Linked DNA regions of Homo sapiens: region 2 is linked to region 1. Evidence: chromatin contacts called from ENCODE Hi-C or POLR2A ChIA-PET data. All regions are on one chromosome and are shown on one strand. Each heading gives the region's core, a stretch centred on a gene start or an enhancer-like site at or near the end of the contact. The rest is flanking DNA. Distances are from core to core; before and after follow the strand shown.

The links. Hi-C counts contacts between places; a loop is a spot of excess contacts on that map. ChIA-PET counts read pairs that join two places held with the same protein, here RNA polymerase II (POLR2A). Pooled maps may share reads with other maps.
Region 2: a loop to region 1 is called in a pooled map, with 3 times the contacts of the local background. The contact joins two enhancer-like sites. A Hi-C loop is called at or near these places in 11 of 50 pooled maps. POLR2A ChIA-PET finds 5 or more read pairs at or near these places in 4 of 52 experiments (GM12878, activated CD4-positive, alpha-beta T cell, activated CD4-positive, alpha-beta memory T cell and 1 more).

Annotation. Positions count from the first base shown.
Region 1 is chr12:96,163,188-96,168,420 of GRCh38, reverse strand. It overlaps LINC02452 (long intergenic non-protein coding RNA 2452), which reads left to right. Exons shown (of 3, transcript XR_945239.3): 2 at 2,990-3,114; 3 at 5,173-5,233. Among named protein-coding and RNA genes, the nearest start is that of LINC02452, 6.7 kb to the left of the region's middle. RefSeq lists a silencer at 1,836-2,130. Within about 2 kb of position 2,625, at least 4 of the 41 ENCODE cell types and tissues checked have a DNase peak (open chromatin) inside an H3K27ac peak, as active enhancers do.
Region 2 is chr12:96,443,070-96,448,364 of GRCh38, reverse strand. No RefSeq gene overlaps it. Among named protein-coding and RNA genes, the nearest start is that of CFAP54, 44 kb to the left of the region's middle. Within about 2 kb of position 2,469, at least 13 of the 41 ENCODE cell types and tissues checked have a DNase peak (open chromatin) inside an H3K27ac peak, as active enhancers do.

The sequences.
Region 1 (5,233 bases), core at 1,376-3,875:
AACAATATAAGAGTCTTTTTCTAAGTGACTTATAAATTGGCTTTGAGGATTAGCCCACACAAGGATTTGGGACAAGGAGTTCTAAAATGTTTTCTGTAGGGGTGTCATGGGAAAAGGAGCAGGTCTTCCAAGGGGACCAGTTAGATGGTGATGGCCGGTATCTGAATGCAAAGTTTCCAGTAAATGAGTTTTAAAGACAATAATGTTGGTTTATAGTAATATTTTATACAATATTGGACTTTTACAGGAAACTATTTGTAATCATAGTGAATTTCATTTAATAACCTAATAACTTGATTGTTTGGTACTCATGTAGAAATTGTAGGTCTTACATGATTTGGGGCTGTTGGAATCCAAGATTTTCTTCCCAATTGTTATAAGCTTTCTCCAATAGTTACTTTAAATTTGCCCATTATTGCTTTCTCTTCTCACTGTTTTCCTTTAACCTGATACTTGCTGACAATTCACCAGAGAGGTGAGCCCCTTGCATACTTCTAGACTTCCTGTACATGTTTTATCAGAGCAATAATGATGACTGTTCACCCTCATTACGGGTAAAATAAGTTAAGACAGGCTCAGGCCTAGGTTAATATGCTTCTAACTTTGACTCTAAATGAAACCTGTGTTTAGGAAGAGGGTAGCTGAGGAATCACATGTCCATAGGGGCCAGGCAGGTAACCTAAATGTATGAAGAGAGCTGGCTGTAAGAAAAGCAACAGGTGAGAAGCCCTACCATCAAAGTGGAAGCTTGGAACTGAGTCATCTGCTGGGCTATTTTAGAGACCCCCTGCTCAGAGGCCTGCTGGTCTTGGAGTGTGGCAGGCCTGATTCCACAGGTGGAGGCCACAGCCCTACTGGGTCCTGTGAGAAACAGAGCTTGGAGAGCCAGGGGAGTCCCTCTCCTGGTTCATCATCCTTAGCAGGACTCCCTGGCTCGCTCAAGCTCCATCTGATGCTCAGCCTTGGATTAGAAGGGCCCTTGCTGCCTCCTTTTCATGGGAGTTGAGAACCTCCTGAAGCCCATGCAGGACTTTGGGCTCAGGTCAGCTTGGGACTCAGGCTTATTTTTCTGGAAATGTAGCAGACTCTAAAATGCTGGCTTCCAGAGATCAAGGACTTGTATATTACTGTATTCAGGACTGAGCCAGCTGGCAAGCTGTAGTGGTTACTAAAATATCAAAATGCACCAAGTGACTCAAGGGTTAACACCTGACACAGGAGCAAAGGGCCTCCAGCACAGGCCCAGCAATATCTCCAAAGTCCTCCTGAAACCCTGAAAAACAAAACTGGTGAGTTAGGGTGAAAGCCTTCCTGTTACATGTGTTGAAAATCACCCCTGATTGTTCTTCAAATGTAACTCAGTGCCTGGCACCTTCTATAAATGAATGAACACATGAATGAATGAATGCATTAATGAATGAATGAATGAATGAATGTAGGGCTGGAGGGCAACAGCTGTTCAATACGTGTGTGTTGCATGAATGAGTCTTCATCTGCTGTTTTCTGAAAATGCAGGCATTCCTTACACACAGCAGAGCTCTCTGAATCCATCTTAAATAGCATTTTACACTGGTTTGAGAACTCAAGGTCACCCTCTTACTTGTACCTGGGCTTTTATATAATACGCTTTAATCACCTGCCTGGCAGCTGTCAGGAAAGCTTTCTGTTGTAACATATCCAGGGAAAAAGTCATATTTTGCTTTACATACTTAAGTGAAAAATTGGTCCCTGGCTGAACATAATGGAAGTCATTCGTTCTGGAAAAAGCAATTCAGAAAAAGATATCCCCTAAAAATCTAGCACAGTCCACTCAGAACTCCATCCTCTGATGGGCTGGGGAAGATCCTTAGACTTATGAGCTATTTTGAGGGGGGTAGGGGGTACTTTAATTTCCCATAAGGGCAAGTGTCTAGGAAATCTGTCTACTAACTGTAACTGTTTGCTCCTGAAATGTGTGATTGGCCCCATCTGAGAGGTGACGGATGCTCCTTTTAGTGCCTGGCAGTCCCCATTACAGCGAGTGTGGAAGTGACTTCTGTGATCCCTAGCCAATGTGAAGCCTTTCAGTCAGGAAGAAGAGTGGAGAGAAACTTCTTACATTTCAAAGTTTGCCCTTGAGAAGGCCTTTTCCCTCACGCCCCTCTTCCCAAAACCAGGGAATCTGATAACATTTTTCTATAATTTTTTTTTTGTCACCTATCTATGTAACCAGAGGCAGAAAGGAACGACTTGGTTTAAAACACAAGGCCGAGGCATAAGGTGGCGTGAGTCCCCAAAGCTGCTCCCTGGTTTCATCTAGGCCCTCTTCTTTCAGATTTAGTGATGGAATTCTCCCTGTTAGAGCCGTGGTTTTCATAACCCTAAAACCAGAGCTGTGCGGCCTCAGGGTGGGCAGCCGAGATTCCTGTGGCAGCTTCTTCTGAGCCCTGGGGGGTGGGAGGACAGACGGCAAGCGGGGTGGAAAGGGACAACTCCAGCCCTCACTAGTTACTTGGGGGTGGAGTGAGGATACATTTCTTGTGTCCCTTATGGTTGAGTTTCTCAAAGCTCATCTCTGGCTGAAACCAGGGAGCCGAACCAAACCCCTGCCTCGTGGGAAGCAATGATGTAGCCACTTTCAGCTTTTGTTCAAATGCTCCTGAAAGGGAGCCGCCCTATCACACACGGAACTTCAGGAAAGCTCATGCCCTCCCCAGAAATGACAAATGGAAAAGACAGAACAGTCTCCGGCCAGGCCAGGATACAGTCTCTGGAAAGAGATTGTTTTTGTCTCCATTGCCATAGAAAACACATCCTTTTAACTTAATAAGTAGGGAAACAGCATAATCACACGCGCTGGAGGTTACCAAGGTGAACAGAATCCAAGATTAAAATCTGCCAGTCCAGGGGTGCATGGAAGCATGGGAGGCCCAAAGAGGAAATCTAGTTTGCTGTTGGTAAATTTTTTTGGATGCTGTTTATGTTTGAACTTTTCTCTGTTTTCCTGTAGAAACTTCCGTACCCTCTTCCTGTGTCCCTACAAAAGCCTGGACAATGCAGTCCCAGCCCTGCTGCAGAACATGGGCAGGCCCCACCTTCCTCCTTCCTGCAGGGATATCCTTTCCTATAGAAGAGGTAAGAATGTAAGGTTCATGTGAAAATGTGATTATATTCCTTATCTCAGTCATTTCATGATTTGCTGTTTGGCGACAATAAGTCAGCCTGGCCACATTCACAATAGAGGTGGCCCCGGTTCCTAGTTTTGGCTCGTGCTGTTTTCTCAGCTGAAGAGGGCAACCGGCTGTTAAAAACGCTGCCTGTTTTCCAGGATCTTATCAGGAGTTCATGTCTAAGGCCAGAAAGAGAAGGGAGGGCTCCATTTTTTTTCCTCTCTCCTCATTGTTTCCAACTGAATTGGCAGGAAATAGGAGTCCTCCACCTGTCCCTCTCGGGAGCAAAATTGATTCGATTCCATTTTTCAGATGTATCCGCTACCACCAGAAATTGGGGACATTTCCGCTCACCCCAAAATGAATGCGTTCCTGGATTGACACAAATGACATCTTTCAGAATTGCAAATTAATCACATTTAAATGGGGATGTTTGGGACGGGGGATTGGTGTCAATTGCCCCACAGAATCTCAGGTTTGCTTTCTCTTCTCATTCACCCTTTTGTGAAGTGCCTTTTAGGGCTGTGGGGCTTGACTGACTCCAACAAGTTTGTGTGAATGTGGTGTGTGTGTGTGTGTGTAGTGTGTGTGAATGTGGTGTGTGTGTGTGTGAATGTGGTGTGTGTGTGTTTAGTGTGTGTGAATGCGGTGCATGTGTGTAGTGTGTGTGGATGTGCTGTGTGTGTGTAGTGTGTGTGAATGTGGTGTGTGTGTGTAGTGTGTGTGAATGTGGTGTGTGTGTGTAGTGTGTGTGAATGCGGTGTGTGTAGTGTGTGTGAATGTGGTGTGTGTGTAGTGTGTGTGAATGTGGTGTGTGTGTGTGTAGTGTGTGTGAATGTGGTGTGTGTGTGAATGTGGTGTGTGTGTGTGGTGTGTGTGAATGCGGTGTGTGTGTGTAGTGTGTGTGAATGTGGTGTGTGTGTGTGTGTGTGTAGTGTGTGTGAATGTGGTGTGTGTTTGTGTGTAGTGTGTGTAGTTTGCATGTACCATCAATGGCGTGGACACTCAGAGAACTGAAATCCTTCGCTCAGGGTCTCACATAAATCAAAACAGTTCCCTTTCACAGCTGCCTTAGAGCATATGTTTCAGGCAGGGTAATACAGGATCCAGACAGAAGCTAAGTCCATTTCTCAAGACTCATAGTGGGCTTGTGGTTGACCTAGTATTTTCCACTTAACCCAGTTCAGCCAATTCAGCCAATTTGAACAAAAATCAGGGTCTGTCTAGATGCTTTATTTCATCTAAAAACAACCCCAGATGATTCTATTTTGAGGGGATCAATCATTTTACTACCTAGAGAAAAAGCTTAAACATAGGAATTACATAAACCACAGTATTCCATAAACAGAAGGACCTTCCTACTCAATGTCAACACTTCGTGTTGGAGCTTAGACTCAGAAACTGGGCAGTTGCTAGATGGAGCCCTGAAACAATCCATTTCCAACTACCCTCAAGAGCACAAGAAGCAGAAACAGCATTTTGATTCCACCCTAGTGGGGTCCTGGTTTTCCCAGGTCACATTATCCTCAATCCAGGGTCCTGACTAAGACCAAAGAGGTCATGCTCCTGCCCCATCTTGTTTAGGAACTCCAGCTCCTCACACCCACTGCAACCATGGTGGCTGCCTGTGGTTCTTGTGTTGTGTGAGGATATTTGCAGGCAGGACAAAATGTTCCAGACTCCTTCCTCCCTGTGGGTCCTAGGGGACCCATGAGGTATCTGTGCTCCCAGAGCTCCCTGCTTCTTGACCCCCTGGGCTGTATTTGATGGGAGCCACCCGCCTCTGCCCCACTCATGCTCATCCTTGGGTACCCAACTGATGTTCTAAATATGGATGTCAATAGACGGGCCAAAAGCCACGTAGATAGAAAGAGTGTTTCCACGCAAGTGAGACAACCAACTTAAAATCAGCCTCTCAGAAATGAGATCTGTGGGAGAAAAATATTTTAACCTCCTTGTATTGTATGAACCAATGCTTTCCTTCAACCCCAATGTTTCCTTTCTCTCCTTGGTGCTTGCCCAGGTCCCTGTGCCCTTTGAAGCAGTTGGGCTCTTCTGCACTGACTGCCTCAGAGAAAGGATGT
Region 2 (5,295 bases), core at 1,220-3,719, 280 kb before region 1:
CCCAAGACATTTTCATAATTTTTATAGGCCTATTAAAGTATATGTTATAAAATATTCATAGCTTACTCTGAAAAGGTAAATATTTTGAATTGACTGGATATATAAGATCAGCTGAAATTTTGCCTACATTAAATTAATCTTGGCCAGGAGCAGTGGCTCATGCCTGTAATCCCAGCACTTTGGGAGGCCAAGGTGGGCAGATCACTTGAGGTCGGGAGTTTGAGACCAGCCTGGCCAACATGGCAAAAACCCGTCTCTACTAAAACTACAAAAATTAGCAGGGCGTGGTGGCAGGCACCTGTAGTCCCAGCTACTCAGGAGGCTGAGGCAGGAGAATCGCTTGAACCCGGGGGGCAGAGGCTGCAGTGAGCCAAGATTGCACCATTGCACTCCAGCCTGGGTGACAGAGCAGGACTCCATCTCAAAAATAAAAATAATAATTAATCTTATGCCCTATTTTTGTCCTCAAATTTGATCAAGGCAAATTCACCCAGAACCCACTATTAAAATGGGACATAATTGTGTTGAGGAGTGATGATCATGGAAACCATTTTACTGATTCAGGCTAATTAAGTAAAAAAAAAAGGGGGGGGGGCTATTTTAACTTCCTCAGATATGTGATATATCTTTGAAAATACAAGGTAAATTCTTCTTGTAAATGTTACAAAAAGGGCTACAGATCCCTTAATAAAGATTATTAGACCTTTATCCATGTACAAGTTCTTTTGTTTGTTAGTTTAATAATGCTACTGCTGGTTGATCAACCAAGCTGTTTTAGGAGCTCCACAGTATATTAGCAAGTCTGTAAAGTAATAGATAATTAGTCCTTAACCAAAAAAAAAAAAAAAAAAAAAAAAAGGAGAATGTCACAGCCCCCACACATCTGTTACTTGTCAGATGTCTATTACAGTGGCTGCTCCAAATGCCATTAAAGTGAAACCTTGAATTCTTGCCTATTTATTCTCACAGTCTGTTTATCAACTCTTCGTATTCTAAAGCTCCATACACTTGTTTTCTTGTTTTTTATTACACTATTAATTTCAGCAATTACAATGTATGGCTTAGCTAGAGGAGTTTCTACAGTATAAATATTAAAAATAGGCCGGACGCGGTGGCCCATACCTGTAATCCTAGCACTTTGGGAGGCCGAGGTGGGAGGATCATTTGAGGCCAGGCATTCAAGATTAGCCTGGTCAACATGGTGAAACCCCTTCTCTACTAAAAATACAAAAATTAGCCGGGCATAGTGGTACGTGCCTCTAATCCCAGCTACTCAGGAGGCTGAGGCAGGAGAATTGCTTGAACCCGGGAGGCAGCGGTTGCAGTGAGCTGAGATCACGCCACTGCACTCCAGCCTGGGCAACACAGTGAGACACTGTCTCAAAAAAAAATACATAAAAATAAAAATCACACAAATGTATGAAAGGAAGATTGATGGAATATTATTTTAATAACAGCTATGAAGTACAGAAGATACAGAAATTTACTAGGGAAAATTAAAAGTAAGTAAATTAGAAGAAACAGGAAGTAGAAGGTGATAAAGAAGAATCATCCATCTGCTAAATTAGTAACTCTCATTCAATGTGGATTTCAATACAGTATTGTTACTCCACATTACTAAGTTCACTGAGAAGATATTTTAAGTGGCAACTTCCACTGTTAAGTTTAATTACTTTTACAAAGTAAGCCAGTCAGATTCCTCAGATGCCAGACTCTTAGTTATATTTTTCAGCAGGCCATAGCATCTCTAATACCCAGCAAAATCCAGGTTACCACAGACATAACTACTTCTTCGAAGTAGTCCAACCCTGTCTCTTTCACTAAACTAACTTGATTCCCTTGTTAATTTTGTATAAATGTTCTCCATGGAAACAGCTCCTTGTTAGTCATACTGAGAAAGGAGCAAAATAACCTGGCTGCTTGGGTATACCAATTACTATTATCAGTAGGTTTTTTGGTTTGTTTTTGTTTTTTACTCTCTTGAATTAATGAATTTGCTAGACGTCAAAGGAGACTTCAATGCTTATCAAACACAATCTTCTGTATAGATGGTTTTCCCATGAATGAACCCAAGATTTCCTATAAGAATTACACAATATGTGTTGTTCACTTTGCCAAGTCTTTATCTTGCCTATGATGTAAAGCTGAGCTCTGAGAGGGAAATACTGAGAGAAGGGTCAGCCGGAGGCCCTGAACCAACTTCATAGTTGCAAGGGGAAACTGACTAATCTTAGAAATTTGTTTTTCCTTCCTTGTCCTAGGCTTAATCCAACTGGAGGAAATTGACTGGCATTTCATTATTTTCCTTTACAATAAGCTTGGAGCAAGCTGCAGAGGAAACTAGTCAGGTCAGAGCAGAAAGGAAACTGCCTAGTACCTTCGTCAGTTTCCTGTTGCATCTGACTGATAGCAGAACGAAGAGGATGTGATGTTATGGTGCTGGGGTTTGATTCTGAGATGCTGCTGATAAAGGCTCCACCTTCCATTCAGTGGCTAGTGATTCATGGTTTTCTACTGACCTAATCTAGCTTCAGACTTCAGAGCTTTCCCTTTAAGAATCCCTTAGCTAACTAGAATTTCAACTGCTTATGCTGCGTAAGATATAGAGAGCCTAGAATGAAAATCTATTATTTATAAACAGCTCCCTGGTAATCTATCAAGCTCCAGAAATACACAAGATCTGTCTCCAGGGAAATTAGTTCCTTCAGGCTTTGGTCTGCTCACCACAGACATTTCCATGGGAAAAATGTCTTCTGATTTAGTCAAGTGGTAGGTAGGAGTGTTTTAAAGACATTTTGTTAGAATCTGTATCCCAAATATTCCTTTTTTCTTTCTTTCCTTTTAGAGACAGGGTATGGCTCTGTCGCCCAGGCTGGAGTACAGTGGTACAATCTCCACTCGCTGCAGCTTCAATTTCCTGAGCTCAGGCAGTCCACCCAACTCAGCGTCCCGAGTAGCTGGGACTAAAGGTGTGCACCACCACACCCGGCTATTTTTTTTTTTTTTTTTGTATTTTTTTTGTAGAGACAGGGTTTCACCATGTTGCCCAGGCTGGTCTGAAACTCCTGGACTCAAGCGATCTGCCCACCTTGGACTCCCAAAGTGCTGAGATTACAGGCGTAAGCCACCATGCCATGTCCAGCCCCAAATATTCTTAATAGGGCATATGACCATTCTATTTAAAAATTTTAATGACTTCTCCTTGATTTAGTATAAAATTCTAGTTTCTTTACAAATAATTTGAAAGCCTTATACTATCTATTGCCTACCTACCTTTCTAGACTTATTTCAAACTATCCCACTATTTTTTTTTGAGACAGAGTTTTGCTCTTATCACCCAGGCTGGAGTACAGTGGCACTATCTCAGCTCACTGCAACCTTCACCTCCTGGATTCAAGCAATTCTCCTGCCTCAGCCTCCCAAGTAGCTGGAATTAACAGGCATGCCCCACCACACCTAGCTAATTTTTGTATTTTTAGTAGAGATGGGTTTTCCCCATGTTGGCCAGGCTGGTCTCGAACTCCTGAGCTCAGGTGATCCGCCTGCCTCGGCCTCCCAAAGTGCTGGGATTGCAGGTGTGAGCCACTGCACCCGGCGAAGTTTTTTTTAAAAGAGTCCATACATAGTGTTCCAAGTTTTTGGAGCTTGGGCTTAGGCCGGGCTATCATCCTAAATGTCCTCACCATTTCTGTTTTTGTTTGTAATTCAAGTCCAGTTTCAGTTGCTTCTTCATTAGGTCTTCCACAACTACTTCGGGTACAAAGAAATTGCACAATCACTGTAGTATTTATTATCTCTATTTCTCATTTGGCCGTTAACCACTTCACAGAGGGAGCGCATCTTGATTTTTTTTTTTTTTTTTTTTTTTTTTGAGATGGAATTTCTCTCTTGTTGCCCAGGCTGGAGTGTTTGTCGATCTCGGCTCGCTGCAACCTCCGCCTCCCAGGTTCAAGTGATTCTCCTGCCTCAGCCTCCCGAATAGCTGGGATTATAGCCGCCTGCCACCATGCCCGGCTAATTTTTATATTTTTAGTGCCGACGGGGTTTCACCATGTTGGCCAGGCTGGTCTCGAACTCCTGACCTCAGGTGATCCACCCACCTCAGCCTCCCAAAGTGCTGGGATTACAGGCGTAAGCCACTGCGCCCGGCCTCTTGTGCTGTTTTATTATGCGGTAGTGATTCTTAAATCTTGCATTCCTGTTTAAGTTTGTATTATTTTGTAATAATTTCAGGAGGAAGATTATATGTCTTACTTCTTTCTATGCCTTCACACCATATAAAGACCATATAGTGTCTTCAATCATATTTTAGATTAATTTATTGAAAGCACAAGTATTAAACAGGTACAAACATAACCATGTATATATTTAAGTGGAATACAATGATCTTGCACTACAATAAAATAATTATTGGCTTGGGCAATTTAAATAGGTTAAATTCTTATAGACTCTCAGATTTATAATTTTACAGGAAATGCCTTGACCATTTTAACCAACCAATCAACCAAGTTATTAAACAAGCAAAAGCAAACAGAAGTTTCTAAGTTTGGCTGATAATGATACCTGGTTTGTTGACTGCACCTGTGCAGATATAGCTTAATTGACTGTAACAAATATACCATTTGAGTGTAGGATGTTGATGGTGGGGGAGGCTGTACCTGTGTGGAGTTAGAAGGTACATGAGAAATCTCTGTACCTTCTTCTTAATTTTGCTGTAAACTTAAAATTGCTCTGAAAAATAAAGTCTATTAAAACAACAACAAAAGGGCGGGCGTGGTGGCTCCTGACTGTAATCCCAACACTTTGGGAGGCCGAGGTGGGTGGATCACCTGAGGTCAGGAGTTTGAGACCAGCCTGACCAACATGGTGAAACCCCATCTCTACTAAAACTACAAAAATTAGCTGGGTGTGGTGGCACGCACCTGTAATTCCAGCTACTCACGAGGCTGAGGCAGGAGAATTGCTTGAACCCGGGAGGTGGAGGTTGCAGTGAGCTGTGATCGCGTCATTGCACTCCAGCCTGGGCAACAGAGCAAGACTCTGTCTCAAAAACAAAATAAAATAAAATAAATAAAATAAAACAACAACAACAAACAAAAAACCTTCTCAGCACTTGTTGTATTGAACCATTTACGTACCACACCAGATTGCTCAGTAGTATCTGATCCCCACCCCCAAACCTCAGTCACTTGACAAGTTTCCACAATCATTGTGATAGAAGAAGGAGTTCCTGTGTAGGGCATGGCCTGACAAAGAGGGACCTTTGTATATTCACATTGTCTGGGATCCCTGGAG